Regions from separate parts of the Homo sapiens genome. Here all the other regions are linked to region 3. A link is a contact called in ENCODE Hi-C or POLR2A ChIA-PET data. All regions are on one chromosome and are shown on one strand. The core of a region is the stretch at or near the end of the contact, and the rest is flanking DNA. Distances in the headings are between cores, read along the strand shown. Region 1 overlaps OXNAD1 (oxidoreductase NAD binding domain containing 1). Region 2 overlaps TBC1D5 (TBC1 domain family member 5). Region 3 holds the start of PLCL2 (phospholipase C like 2). Region 4 has its middle 47 kb from the start of OXNAD1.

Region 1 (3,656 bases), core at 685-3,184, 590 kb before region 3:
AGTGTGCAGCTGCCCTGAGTTTCTAGATTCACATTTGGCTGTGGTGCTCACTGCCTGCCTCTGGCATTGGTTATGCTACTGTGGGTAGCAGTGTATTGTCGCCTAGTGCCCTGGAGACTGCTCAGCTCACATGCTTGCTTTCTACCAGCCAGCTCTGTGATGTGGTCAGTTTCCTTATTTGTCTGGGCTTCAGTTCTCATATCTTCAAAGAGGGAGCAGTAGTATTCCTACGTTTTGGGATATTTAAAGTGTTTAGCATAATGCCTACTGTTAACTTCATTTGTTTGATTTTAGCTTTTGTTATTGCTAATAAGTATTTCATTCAGTTAGATCATATGTGCTGATAAGGCCCAGGGGACAGATTCCAATTCTTATCTCCTTGGTCAGTTTCCCTGCACTGAAGCTGTTGATTGGAAGAGTGGCAGGCCAGGCAGGAGTGGGGGCTTATCACCACCATGTCACCACTGATGCCCCAGTCAGTACTCAATCCACACTTGGCTGGGTATAGCTTGCCTCCTGAGGGGAAGTAAGGCCAAAGCATTTTCACAGAGTGGAGGGAATTCCTGGTCCTAGTGTGTCTGACTTTCTACAAGATAACATAAGTTTAGATGCTAGAAAGCAACTTTGAGCCCTGCTGAGAGAAAGAGGACACCAAGAAGAAACACTGGAGGAGCAAGATTAGAGAAATAAGACTTTATACCTACCCTTGAGCAGGGCTGCCACACTGTAGATAGATAATATCCTTGCAACCTACACAAGCATGTGTGGCAGCCCTGATTCTCACAGGACTGCACATAACATAGCACTGTATTCCTTGGCATCTTTTTCAAACTGTGTCCTCCCCCATTACTCATCTGGTAAGCATTGTGTGTCTTTTAAGACTGTTTAAAGGGCATCTCTTCTGTGAAGTCTTTCTTAATTCCTGTACTCCTGGTAGAATTGACTCCTCCTTCCTCTGCCTTGCCTCGCTACGCTAAGCAGATTTTATCATTGCCCATTTAATTGTATGTATTTGTTAATTTTCCTCCTCTTAGAGTGGGTTCATTGAGGGCAGCAACTAAGACATATGTGCATCTTTGTACCTCCAGCAAGTACCACAGTGCCTGTATATGGTAGGCAGGTGCTCTCTTAGATGTTTGCATTAAGTGAATGAGTGAGGGGCTCTGAGAACTGTAGGCAAGGACTAAAGAGTTCTGGGATCTCATAGTATAGCTGCTGTGTGCTTGGCACTGGGGCTCCCTTTGTGGACAGGACCTGGCTGCCTGGTGTGTCATGGTTGGATGTGGACATCCACTGCTTCACCGCGCACCTAGGCTCCTTCTGCATACACTCACTCATTGGGTATATAGTAAGGGCTTTAACTCATGGCTCCAAGAGTGCTCATCCTGCAAAGGACATTTTTAAAGGTGTGTGTTTAAGGTATAATTCTTTCTTGGACAGATGTTTTATGAAATATGTATTGTGCATATTTTCTTAAATCCATTCAGATGAAGTTTTTATGTAACTTAAATTCTTCTGTATTTTTTAATGAAGGAGTCCTTTTTTTCCAAAGGTAGCTTTCCAGAGTTACTAGAGAAGAGGGTTGGTTCCCTTTCATTCAACTGAGAGAATGGCCTTCATCAGCATTGAGCAGCAGAGGGCACTGTAGTTCAGGAGATGAAGCAGCAAAAGTAGCTTATTAATGTATTTATTTTTTAAACATGGAAATAATGGAGATTTTTGTATACCTCCTCTGTGATAGCATATAGCAACTGTGTTAACAAATGCTAACGATAGTCTTTTAAATTTTTATCTTGTCAGAAATGAAAAGAAAGTTAAAGTACTCATGGAAAAGAGTCAAGTGAAAATAGGTTAAAGTTGGCCAAAGACCTTTTCTGGAGCACTTCCAATCCAGAACTGGTTTTTAAACACTTATAATAAATGACTGGAAATGTAAGGCCATAGACTGCAGGAGAATATTTTTTTAAGGTCATAGATCAGATTAGAGAACATCTTTTGCTTTTCTTTTAGGCCTGTATGTAGGTAAGCAACTGGGGAAGGATGATACTTTTTGCTCTTGTGATGGCTGTGAAACACCTAGATTGGATGTTTATGTTTCCCAGATATGGGGATGAGAATTTTTTGTGGTTCTGTGTTCCAATACATTTTTCTTGGTATGTGACTAGGTTTATTGCATTTCCTAGAATCCTCACCAAAAAAGGGTTTCTGTGGCATAGAATTATTGAAAGCTTGAAACCCAGGAGTTCTAGACTACAGGATGTGGTTAGAAGAAAAGAAGGAAACGTTAAGACTTGTGTAACTCAGAGGCCATATCGGCCTATTAAGTCTGTCAAATACTAGTGGGAGAGTTTTTGTTGCTTTTCTTGACCCTTTTTTCATACTTTTTAAAACTTAAAAAGACTGTTATGTTGAGATATATTCATATAAAATTCAAACATTTAAAGTGTACAATTCAGAGGTTTTAGTATATTAACAGAGTTGTGCAGCTATCAGCACAATCACATTTAGAACATTTTTATCCCAGAAAGAAACTCTGTAATGATTCTTATTCATTCCCTATCCTCCTGCCCGGCTTAGATGACCACTAATCTATTTTGTCTCTATGGATTTGTCTCTTATAGACATTTTATACCAGCAGAATCATACAATACAGTGTGTGGTCTTTTTGTGATTGGCTTCTTTCACTTAACATGATTTCAGGGTTCATCTATGTTGTAGCCTGTATCAGTACTTCATTCCATTGTATGGATATGCCACATTTTGTTTATATCTTCATTAGCTGATGGACATTTACATTGTTTCCACTTTGGGGCTATTGTGAATAATGCTGCCATGAACATTCATGTACAAGTTTTTGAGTGAACATACAGTTTCACCTGTCTTAGGTCTAAACCTAGGCATGGAATTGTTGGGTCATATGCTAACTAACTAACATTTTCAGGCACTATTAAATTGTTTTCTAGAGTGGCTGTGCCATTTTACATTCCCACCAGCAATGTATAAATGTTCCAATTTCTCCAGACCCTAACACTATTGTTTGTCTCTTTGATTATAGCCATCCACGTGGGTGTGAACTGCCAGCTCATTATGATTTTGACTTACATTGCCCTAATGACTATTGATGTTGAACATCTCTTCATGTGCTTATTAGCCATTTATATGTCTTCTTTGAAGAAATATTAATTTAAAGTATTTTGTCAGTTTTTTATTTGGTTGTCTCTTTATTACTGAGTTGTAAGAGTTCTTTATATAATCTGAATACAAGAACCTTAATATTAATAGATATATTATTTAAAAATATTTTTCCCATTATGTAGATTGTCTTCTTAACTTTTTTTTTTTTTTTTTGAAATGGAGTCTCACTCTGTCGCCCAGGCTGGAGCGCAGTGGCACGATCTCGATTCAGTGCTACCTCTGCTCCTGGGTTCGAGTGATTCTCCTACCTCAGCCTCCCAAGTAGCTGGGACTACAGGTGCATCTGCCACCATGCCCAGCTAATTTTTTTATTTTTAGTAGATACGGGGTTTTACCATGTTGGCCAAGCTGGTCTCGAACTCCTGACCTCAGGTGATCCACCCACCTCGGCCTCCCAAAGTGCTGGGATTTGTATAGGCATGAGCCACTGTGCCTGGCCCTGACTTTCTTGATGATAACAT
Region 2 (3,466 bases), core at 88-2,587, 510 kb after region 3:
TTTTAAATATGGTCAAAGTTACAATTATAAAAGTCAGTTAAAGAAATTTAATCATTTAATTCAAGAGAGGGAAAACACATTTGAAGAAAAGATGAGACTATTTGGCAATAGCTTATAAATATGTTAATCTGCAAATGATGTTATAGATGCTGCATATATATTTTTAGAATAGACCTTGATAGACCAAATAACATACTTCTTTGGCATCTAATATGGAAATGATATTTTATCGTGAACTCACTATTTCCACCATTTTAAATAATACTGAATTTCTTTTAATGTTACAGCTTTTGAAACATGGCAACATTTGTTCAGAATAGACAATTCAAGTTCTAAATTAGAATGCTGTAAATGGAAATTCCTTGATTTACCTTTTGATTATCAGTTTTTTCAGTAATAAAAATGGGAATAGTAACAACCTCATTAGGTTAAGATAAAGAACAATTAATTGAAATGATTGCAAAACGCTTTGAGGCAAAAAAGGGTGACATAAAGGAATATTAAAATTGGCTGAAGAGGAAGATAATATTTAATACAGTGACGTATCCAGATCAAATAAATTAAATAATGATGGCAGAATCACAGCTCATGAAATCAAATTATCTTGTTTAAACTCATACTAGAAAGTTGATAATATTATTTTTTGAAGTGTGCTTATGTCTGTGAAAATTTAAAGATGTTTGAGATAATTACTAAAATTGAACAACACTGATCATCAGTGATAAGATTCACAATCAATGATCATTTATTAAGCATCAACTTGGTGATAACCAGTGAGACAAAAACAAGACTAGGTCCATGCCTTCAAAGGGTTTACTACTAGGTTTGAAAGGTAAGATCTGGGCTAACACAAGAGCTCTTGTACATACTGCTTCTCTTAATGACACCAATAATCCTGCATTGTAATTTTTTTTTCCTGTTTTCTCTGTAAGCTTCTTAAGGGTCCATATCACATTTATCTTGGCATCTCTAGTGCCTGGTACACTAAGGAGATCAATATAAATGTATTGAATACACTGACAGATGGACCTAAATAAATAAAAGACCAAACAAAATTAAATAATATTAAAAAGTTATTAAGAAAATTCTATAGAACACAGACTAGGCACAAATGATTTCCAATTGCCAAGACTGGAAAATGTTTCATAAACTTGGGTGATGAACTCAGGCCTTGAATGGTTAGCTGTTAGGAATCTAACAGGAAGCAGAGGGAAGCAGCATTCCAGCAGAGGAGAGCATGAAAGATTCCAAAACATTGAAAATGGAAAGCACAAAACCTGTTCATTGAATAATGCCAGAAGCACTTGTCTAAAAGGGAACTGGGTATGTATTAGAGAAACTGAGTAAGTCCATTCTTCTTCAGGGCACAGGGAGTCATAGAAAGTTCTGGATTAGGCAAATAGAGTGATTATAAATCTGCTTTGAGTAGAGTGATTAGGCTGTTAACACATGGAATGGACTGGAAGTGGAAAAACACTAGATCCCAAGAAAACAATTAAACAAGTAAGTGACTGTGGGCAGGAGGTAAAAAGGATCTGAAACAGAGCAGTAAAAACGGAACAGAAACTTATGAATGTGAGAAAACTACACATAATGATCCCCTAATTTGTATTTTGAAACATAAAATACATATCCCCAACCCATCTACCTACTCCTGTCTTTATTACTACATTTTTAGTCTAATAAATCGCTAACATTACCTAACTTGAAATACTCCAATAGACTCCTAGTTGCTTTTCCAGCTTCCATTCTTACATCCACCTTTGCCCCACTGCACAGCAGCCATAATTATCTTTGTAGGTATCATGCCACTGCTCAATGTCCTCCAAAAGCTTCCTATTGCAATCAGAATAAATCTTTACTTTTTACTGTGGTCTACAAGACTGTCCTGGCCTTTGCTCTCCTCTCAGATTTCCTTCTCTAAAGCACTTGCTCTAGCCGAACTGACTTCTTTTTGCTCCTCTAAACACTGAGCTCATTTTCATTGAGAAACTAACCTTGCCCTAGCTACTCCCTCTGTCTACATGTTCTTGCCCTAGTTCTTCAGATGTCTGGCCTTTAAATTTTTTCACATCTCAGCTCAAATGTCATCTTCTCAAAGATGTCTTCTCCAATCACTATTCCTAAAGTAGCCATCCCACTGGCTACTCTCCTTCTAGCTATCTAGTTACTCTGCCTTATTTCTTCAGAAAAATGATCACCCTCTGTAATTATTCTCTTTATCTATACATGCTTACTGTCTCACCACTCTCCCCGACACCACACTAAAATATACAACCTGTGATGGCAGCATCCTATCTGTGTTATTCACCACTCCACTCTGTCCCCCACAGTGCAAAGGGCAATTATGGAACATAGCGATGCTCCATAAATATACATTTTTTCAAAAATTCTTATCACAAAGCTAGAAAACAAGTAACACTTTATAACCTTATCTGGGCTGTACTTCTTTTATATTATTAGGAAATTCCTCATAGACTGAAATGAAAATCATATATTTTAGATCATATAGTACCTTATAAAGATGTAAACTAAATTTATACAAGCTATTCAGCTTTTACAATTAAATAATTTGGTGGACTTAAAATAAGACTAACCGCCTTACCTCACAAGCTAAGTATTTGCCAGAAAATTTATATAGAAATGACAAGGAGACTTAATCTAAATGTGGAGAGAGCCATGGGAGAGTCTTCAAGAGAATAAGATATGGAACCCTCCTGTGATGGTTAATATTGAGTGTCAACTTGATTGGACTGAGGGATGCAAAGTATTGTTCCTGGGTGTGTCTGTGAGGGTGTTGCCAAAGGAGATTAAAATTTGAGTCAGTGGACTCAGAGAGGCAGCCCCATCCTCACTCTGGATGGGCACCATCTAATCAGCTGCCAGTGTGGCTAGAATAAAGCAGGCAGAAGAAGGTGGAAAGAGCAGGCTTGCTGAATCTTCCAGCCTTCATCTTTCTCCCACGGTGGATGCTTCCTGCCCTCGAACATCAGACTCCAAGTTCTTCAGGTTTTGGACTCTTGGACTTACACCAGCAGTTTGCCAGGGGCTCTTGGGGCCTTCAGCCATAGACTGAAGGCTGCACTGTCGGCTTCCCTACTTTTAAGGTGTTGGGACTCGGACTGGCTTCCTTGCTTGTCAGCTTGCAGATGGCCTATTGTGGGACTTCACCATGATCATGTGAGTCAATACTCCTTAATAAACTCCCCTTTATATATACATCTTTCCTAACAGTTCTGTCCCTCTAGAGAACGCTAATACATTTCCCTACTATTCTATCAACTATAGGGCCTCCTAGCTACCTTCTTTGGGTCACTGGTTTGCCATTTTAATTAAAATCAACTAGTAGAGATACATTTTAAGAAAAACACTGTATGTGTGTGTACATACACACACACACATGTATGTGTATAATATACATATATATGTATGTGTATAATACACATATATATGTATGTGTATAATA
Region 3 (3,569 bases), core at 662-3,161:
AATTCAGAGGATCGGAAGAATTAAAACGCCCCCAAGAATAACATGAAAGTATTTGATGTTGCTTCAGGGGCAAGGGCGAGTATGTATATGTACGTAAATCCATTTCCTCAGAGGCTCCTTGGCAGTCTGTTACAACACCACGCTAATGAAAGCCAGGTCTTTAAGTTCACCCCGCCTCTGGACTATTAGTTTCTCCTTTGCGCCCTGCGGGGACTGCATTCCTGGAAATGAAAGCACACGAGTTGGGGAAGGGCTGGGGTGCCAGAGAGGGTAGGAAGCTGGAGCCCACGGAGCCTGGGATGGAGAGGTGGGTGGGCCCAGGCCTGGGGCGTGGGGTGGCGGTGGAAGGTCTGGGGTCTCACCCTTCGGAGTTTTGAGTCTTGTCTGGCTCCAGGGAGGGAGATCCAGGGGAGATATTTACGAACGGAAGCCACACGATCAGCTTGGACTTTTAGGCCAGTCACTCCGCCTTAAGTGGGTGCGTGAGAACCAGAAGAGGGACTGGCTGTAGCGCTGCAAGTGAGATCCTGTCCCAAAAGATGAGCCTGACTTAGGCTGGGCCCCGCAGGCCGGCAGGGCCAGCCGGCATCCCTGGTAGGGGAATCGGGAAGGTCTCAATGATAAATCTGTGTGTGGAGACTCAGAGGGCACGAAATAGGCTCTGCTGATGTCCTCTGCCCCTCATAGCCTGCCAGCCACCCCAGCCTTCACCCCTGCCTCAGCATCCTTCCAACTAGTTGAATCAATCAGGAGCCCAAGGGAAAGGAATTGGTCCCAGTGTATGAAATGAGTCTGACCTACTGGGGAAGTCAGAGAGGAGTGTCCCGAACTGGGTGGGAAGGAAACGAGTTCCGTGCGCGGGGCTGGGGCAGGAGTGAGGCGCAGCGGCCGAGATCCTGAGCCCCGGGACCCTTGTTCCGGGCCCCGAGGCCTACTTGGTAGTTGCCCCTCGGGGTTCCGGGTGGGTGACTGACAGTTGCAGCAGCTCTGGGGAGGCGAAGGATAGGCAATGACTTGGGGCTCCCGTCCACTCGGCTTTGAGGTCCCCGCGGCCCGATGACCCGGCCTCGGTGACAGCAGCCGCGACGGCGGCAATCTCGACAGGGAGCTAGGCGGCTCATGGTGGGTCAGGGGGCGACCGAGGAGGGACCACGCGGCCTGTAGGGGGCAGCGCCGAGCTCGGGAGGAGACAGCAGCCGGCGGGTGGGGTGGGTCTGGGCTGCCCCCTCCGGGAGCTGCCCCGGGGCCGCACGGCGATTGTCATACCCGGCCGCCCCTGCCCGCCGTGGGCTTCCTCTCGGCGCCGCGGGCCTTAACGGGGCTCTGAGGGGACGTGACAGAGCTCGGCACGCGGCAGCCTCTGGGGAGTTAGGGTCCGGAGAGACCCACGCGTCGCCCCCCGCCCGCCCGGGGCCGGGAGATCCTCGGGAGCCGCCTCCGCGTGTCCAGAGAGTGTCGGGGCGGCCGCCACTTCCCCTCGCCCTTCGCCGGAGGTGGGCGCCTTTTCCTGCGTGGCGGGTGCTCCGACCCCAGTTGCTCTGAGCCCCGGGGAAGCGCGCCCCGAGCCCCTGACGTGGGCGCCCCGTTACCTCGGGGTGGGTGCCTGGGGCCCCTGAGGTGGGCGCGGGTTGCCCCGGGGTGGGCGCCCGGCCCGCGCGGGTTATTTTTGGCGCCCGCAGAGGCGCGTGTGTTGGGGCGTGTTTTCCTTCCCCAGGTGCCGAGAGCCGGGGCTCCGCCGGCGCCGGAGCTGACTCGTCTCTCTCTTCTTTCCCCTGCAGGAATCTTCCGATAATTCTGCCGCCGCGACTTTAACCGTGCGCAAGGCGAGAGCTCGAAACAAACATCACATCTAAATTAAAAAAAAAAAAAAGCGGAAGAAGCGGCCGAGGCGGCGGCGGGAGGAGAGGAGGAGGGGCCGCGCGCGGCGGCCCGAGGCGGCGGCGGGGACGCGGGGACGCGAGGACGCGGCTTTGTGCAGGCGGGTCGCGGGGCGCCCATGGCGGAGTGCGGCCGGGGGGGCGCCGCCGGCGGGGCCCTGCCCACCTCCCCGGGCCCGGCCCTCGGCGCCAAGGGCGCCCTGAAAGCCGGAGTGGGGGAAGGCGGTGGCGGGGGAGGTCGCCTCGGCCACGGGCGGGCGCGCTATGACAGCGGCGGGGTTTCCAACGGAGACTGCAGCCTCGGCGTGTCCGGGGACGAAGCCCGGGCTAGCCCTACCAGGGGACCCCGCGGCGTTGCGCTCGCCCCGACCCCCAGCGCGGTCGTCTGTACCCTCCCCCGGGAGAGCAAGCCGGGCGGCCTGCCCCGCCGGAGCAGCATCATCAAGGTAGGTGGGAGAAGGGCGCTCATCGCCCACCCTCAGCCGTCCTTGGATTCTATTTTCTCCCTGGGGGAGTGGTGGTGGAAGGAGGAAGCCCACTGCTAACAGGAACCACTGGAGCATGGGTGCTTGGGGTGGTTGAGCGGGGATTGGATGCAAATGGCATGTGGAAAGAATGGAGAGGTGATCCCTAATGTGCAGGGGGAGCTGTGCTCAGACATCCTCAGTTGAACTTGGGGCTGTCACCTCTTCCAGGATTGGTCTGGCATTAGGGCCTTGTACCTGCCGGGGTAGGGCATACTCTTATGTGTAGCCTAGTCTGGTTAACAGACTCCCTGTAAGATTTCTATTGTATCTTAAACACAGATAGGGATTATGTGAAATGTGAGAACATTTTCTTAAAAATCCCAGGCGGCGAACAGAGGGTGAACAGAGATTATTTAATAGGGTTCTTCTGATCCGTATACAGTTAGTTGGCTCTTACAAATGTTTACACTTCGAGGGTGCAAAATCTCCTAATATCCGGTCACTCAGTCACAAAGAAAAATAGAGTAGATTTCTGAACATAAATGCAGATTTCCGCTTTCTTAGGCTCAAAAGCTCAGAGATTACAGTTCCACACGATTTAATCTTTTTCCTTGCTGCAGTAGGCAGGCCTCGAGTACTGTGGAAGTTCTTTTGGGCAGTTTGCTTGGTTTTGCTTGCACAGTGTTAGCGGAAGAAAGCCAGCGATTGTTTTGAGCATTTTAAACTCAAGAAGTAATATTAGGAACTCCCGAGTTTGTGTTAGTTTCATTCTAATGTTACATTTTGGTTCGCAATGTAAAAATATTTTTCATGACATGAAGTGCAAAAAAAAATAGTTGATGAGCTAAGAAGAGCAGAGCCTTAGGCAAGACCAGCTCATTCGGCTCGCTCAAGTTTGGAGCAAATGAAAACATTGCTTTCTGAAAATCAAGGAGTTATCAGGACAGGGAGCAGCAAAGCAAATTGACAGGCTGCACCCACCCTTCCTGTGGCTGATAACTGGTGGGAGGGCAGAACGTGCCACAGTAAAGAGAGTTGGCAGTGGTGGTATCTGAAATTTTATTGGACCTACAGAAATCTTCCAAGTACTGTGAAAATGTCTGATGGTGTTATCAACTTATGCAGTAATCTAGTGAAATATACCATCTTGCTACTCTATGTAAGAGGCAATTGTGAAACTGCATTTCCCTTTGTCATCTGTTTGCGCAGTTTATGTCTGGGCAAG
Region 4 (3,449 bases), core at 1-2,500, 570 kb before region 3:
ATGGAGAAACACTGTCTTTACTAATAATGTAAAAATTAGCCGGGCGTGGTGGTGCATGCCTGTAATCCCAGCTACTCGGCAGGCTGAGGCAAGAGAATTGCTTGAACCTGGGAGGTGGAGGTTGTGGTGAGCCGAAATTGTGCCATTGCACTCCAGCCTGGGCAACAAGAGCGAAACTCAGTCTCCAAAAAAAAAAAAAAAAAAAAAAATCATCTGGGAGAATTCCCACTCTGCCCGTCAGAACCAAGACAGTTGGTTCCCTTTGTACTCCCACATGCATACCATGGCACCTCCCCAAGAGCTGCTGCTTTCTGTTGCCACACAACTCCCTCCCTCCCTCCCAAAAAGAAAGATGTAGTTCTTTGGGTCTTTTTTTAAAAATATTATATATTTTATATATTTTTTTCAAACGGAGTCTTGCTCTGTCACCTAGGCTGGAGTGCAGTGGCATGATCTCAGCTCACTGCAACTATCTGCCTCCCGGGTTCAAGTGATTGTCCTGCCTCAGCTTCCCGAGTAGCTGGGGATTACAGGCACATGCCACCACGCCTAATTTTTGTATTTTTAATAGAGACAGGGTTTCACCATGTTGGCCAGGCTGGTCTTGAACTCTTGACCTGGCCTCTTTGGGTGTTAAGAAAGGTATAAAGACTTCACTTTTAGTGACTTTGTCTAATGTTGAATGTGTCAAACTCTGAAAACTAATCCATGCAAGAGGTTCTGGAAAAGTTCCAGGCAATATCACTGGAGTATTTATTACTCTGAGGAAATGCCTTTGATAAGGACAGGGTTGGTAGCTTCAATACCTCCCTCATTCCCCAATCATTTGCAAAATCCAGTCACTTTTGCTTCTGAATAACTCTCAAATCTATCCCCTTCTTTGCTAAGATTCAAGCCAGCAGCCCCCACCTAGACTAAAGCACTAGCCTCTGCAGCATCTCTGGGATCCCTGCATTTTCCTCATTCAGCAGCCAGAAAGACGTTTTAAAAAAATGCAAATCTGATGTCATCAGTGGCCTCCTATTAAGCCTTACAACAAGGACCAGAATCCTTACCATGGTTCACGAGGCCCTTCTGCATTGCTGTCTTCTCAGCACCTAGCACAGTTGTGTAGGAATTTTAAAATGTGTATCTGTTTAACAAATCATTTGATCCCCTCATCCCCACATAAATGCACAGGTCTCTCCCGTAGCCTGGCTTCCTCTGCTGGAGGGACATGCCGCTGTTGTGCAAGGGCTGGGGAAGCAAGCACCAGCCAGGTTCAGAGAGCCATTCATCTGCAGCCAGGGTTCATTTTCTTAGTCTAGCCACTGAAACGATTGTTATCAACAGGAACCTGTGGTGAACATCACTTTGCTTCCTTCTCTGGCAACAGCTGCCTCAGAAACCTAGCCAAAGGCTCATTGGGTCTTGTCCTTAGATCTCATGTCCACACACTTCCCTGTTCAAAACTCTAGGAGCCAGGTACAGGAAACCCAGCCTCTCCTGGGAAGCTGCATCAGTGGTTTTGGCGGGTCATAGTGCAGGCAGAGCACTAATCACCAGGGGCCCACCCTGCACTACTCACGCAGTTGGCCTCCAGCACTTCCAGCAGGGCTCTTGGAAACAAGATCTGTGGCAACAACTGGGAGTCAGTGCCGAGCTTCTCCTGGCCACACACACCAGTCATCCTCACCCTTCCCGTCTTGCCAGTCCTTTCAGGACTTGATCTTCAATCTTAGGCTGCTGTGAGCCCTAGCAGGACAGAGCCCAGACTGTGTGCTCCCTGCAGCACAGTGCCCCTATGCCAGCTAGGAGCTCAGCTAGAGTGGGTTGCACGAGTCGTGAGTTTGGGGTCAACCTATTCCTACTAATAAGCACTGTCTACACCTGAGAGCTATTCCTGAACGATTTTGTGGTTTAGAGAGGGCCATGATGAATATGTTTAGAGTACTGATAAAATGTGCTTCATAAGAAATAAATTAGAATACCTCCTGCTAATGTTTTTGGAAGCTGCTCCCATCAAGCATCAGCAACTCTAGTGAAGCATGGTCAACCTGGAGATCTGAAAAAATCTGACAGGCATTTGACTAATGTTTACCTTTTTGTTACTTATAAACCATTGATAAATAATTTAAGACTTTATAAATATTATTACAGTATTTCTGTTAAGATGGGATATACTACGCTTCAGTAGCCAATAAATCTCAAAATCTCAGTGGCTCACCTTAGCAAAGGTTTATTTAACGCCCATGTCAAGATCCATCTTTTTTTTTTTTTTGACAGGGTCTTGTTCTATTGTCCAGGCTGGAGTGCAGTGGTGTGCCCACAGCTCACTGCACCCTCGACCTCCTGGGCTCAAGCAATTCTCTCACTTTAGCCTCCCAAGTAGCTGGTACATGTACCACCACACCCAGCGGATTTTTTTTTTTTTTTTTTGCAGAGGCAAGTTCTTGCTATGTTGCCCAGGCTGGTCTCGAACTCCTGAGCTCAAGCGATCCTTCTGTCTCAGCCTCCCAAAGTGCTGGGACTATAGGCGTGAGCCACCACACCCAGCCTCATGGTCCATCTTGAACTGTGCTGAGGGTGTTGGAGATGATGGGCTGGGAGTCCCTGAAGCTTTTATCAGACCTGCTCCTGTCTCATTGCCAGAACCAGTCTCATGGCCCCAAACTGCAAGAGAAGCTGGGGAGTAGAGGATATACTTCCATGGATATTGGGTGGGCACTAACAGTATCTGCCACATTGATTACCTATCAGCATGTGATTAACTGCTACCCACAGAGTACTTACCATGGACCAAGCACTTTATTCACATCTTATTAATCCTCACAAAAATCCAAAGAGGTGGGTGCCATTTCACCCCATTTCACACTTGAGGCGATTGATGCTCAGAGCTGTGAAGAAACTGAGGAGGTTACACATGTAGACTGGGTCTAGTTAGCATCCTCACCAGCTCTGTCTGATTCCAAAGCCCAGCTGGGCTTTTCCACTACACCAAGCCCAAAACAGTGTTACTACTTCATTAACATAGATTTCCTCAGGCTTTCCATGTGTCAGTATTTTGACCTTGTGGCTATATGCACTTCAGAGCAATGCACCTGCCTTTCTTTAAGCAGATTAGATAAGAATTCTTCTTCCTCCCATCATTGCCCTGCCAGTGGTGCTAAACTTCACCCACTACCCTCTCCTGAGCCTCTGCAGGTGAAGTAGTTGAAAACAGCTTCCCAGTGAAAGAATCTGGATTCAGCCACAACATCGTAGGAATGCCACATTTCAATCACCTGATAACCACCTGATCACAGTGGGTTTGCAGGACTCCCCTGCAAACCCACTGTGACAGCTGCAGCCTCACAGACTTAACTGCCAAGTGCACAAGCTTCCTCATGCCAAACCCTGTATGTCTTTGTGGCTTTTACTGTCCGTGGGACCTGGTCAGTGCAAATGATGGCTTTTTACCCTATTGGCAA

Evidence for each region. Hi-C counts contacts between places; a loop is a spot of excess contacts on that map. ChIA-PET counts read pairs that join two places held with the same protein, here RNA polymerase II (POLR2A). Pooled maps may share reads with other maps.
Region 1: a loop to region 3 is called in a map of CD4-positive, alpha-beta T cell, with 2.5 times the contacts of the local background. The contact joins the enhancer-like site here to the promoter of PLCL2 in region 3. A Hi-C loop is called at or near these places in 5 of 168 maps with a recorded cell type or tissue (CD4-positive, alpha-beta T cell, CD8-positive, alpha-beta T cell, GM12878 and 2 more), 2 of 37 single-sample maps with no recorded cell type and 13 of 50 pooled maps. POLR2A ChIA-PET finds 5 or more read pairs at or near these places in 1 of 52 experiments (activated naive CD4-positive, alpha-beta T cell).
Region 2: a loop to region 3 is called in a pooled map, with 4 times the contacts of the local background. The contact joins the enhancer-like site here to the promoter of PLCL2 in region 3. A Hi-C loop is called at or near these places in 4 of 37 single-sample maps with no recorded cell type and 4 of 50 pooled maps.
Region 4: a map of CD8-positive, alpha-beta T cell shows a loop between it and region 3 (2.3-fold over the local background). The contact joins the enhancer-like site here to the promoter of PLCL2 in region 3. A Hi-C loop is called at or near these places in 3 of 168 maps with a recorded cell type or tissue (CD8-positive, alpha-beta T cell, naive thymus-derived CD4-positive, alpha-beta T cell and natural killer cell), 1 of 37 single-sample maps with no recorded cell type and 9 of 50 pooled maps. POLR2A ChIA-PET finds 5 or more read pairs at or near these places in 1 of 52 experiments (T-cell).

Annotation. Positions count from the first base shown.
Region 1 is chr3:16,288,862-16,292,517 of GRCh38, forward strand. All of the region lies in intron 5 of OXNAD1 (oxidoreductase NAD binding domain containing 1), which reads left to right. Among named protein-coding and RNA genes, the nearest start is that of OXNAD1, 25 kb to the left of the region's middle. Within about 2 kb of position 1,935, at least 7 of the 41 ENCODE cell types and tissues checked have a DNase peak (open chromatin) inside an H3K27ac peak, as active enhancers do; they include CD4-positive, alpha-beta T cell, CD8-positive, alpha-beta T cell, GM12878 and 1 more, where a contact is called at or near this core.
Region 2 is chr3:17,397,839-17,401,304 of GRCh38, forward strand. All of the region lies in intron 8 of TBC1D5 (TBC1 domain family member 5), which reads right to left. Among named protein-coding and RNA genes, the nearest start is that of TBC1D5, 340 kb to the right of the region's middle. Within about 2 kb of position 1,338, at least 3 of the 41 ENCODE cell types and tissues checked have a DNase peak (open chromatin) inside an H3K27ac peak, as active enhancers do.
Region 3 is chr3:16,883,044-16,886,612 of GRCh38, forward strand. It overlaps PLCL2 (phospholipase C like 2), which reads left to right and starts at 1,912. Exons shown (of 6, transcript NM_001144382.2): 1 at 1,912-2,323. The coding sequence starts at 1,997. LOC105376972 (a long non-coding RNA gene) reads right to left here and starts at 1,299. Exons shown (of 3, transcript XR_002959616.2): 1 at 802-1,299; 2 at 363-527; 3 at 1-221. RefSeq lists enhancers at 56-764, 1,767-2,262, 2,263-2,762 and silencers at 1,065-1,734, 1,945-2,274.
Region 4 is chr3:16,310,806-16,314,254 of GRCh38, forward strand. It overlaps a transcript of OXNAD1 not described here. Among named protein-coding and RNA genes, the nearest start is that of OXNAD1, 47 kb to the left of the region's middle. Within about 2 kb of position 1,251, at least 12 of the 41 ENCODE cell types and tissues checked have a DNase peak (open chromatin) inside an H3K27ac peak, as active enhancers do; they include CD8-positive, alpha-beta T cell and natural killer cell, where a contact is called at or near this core.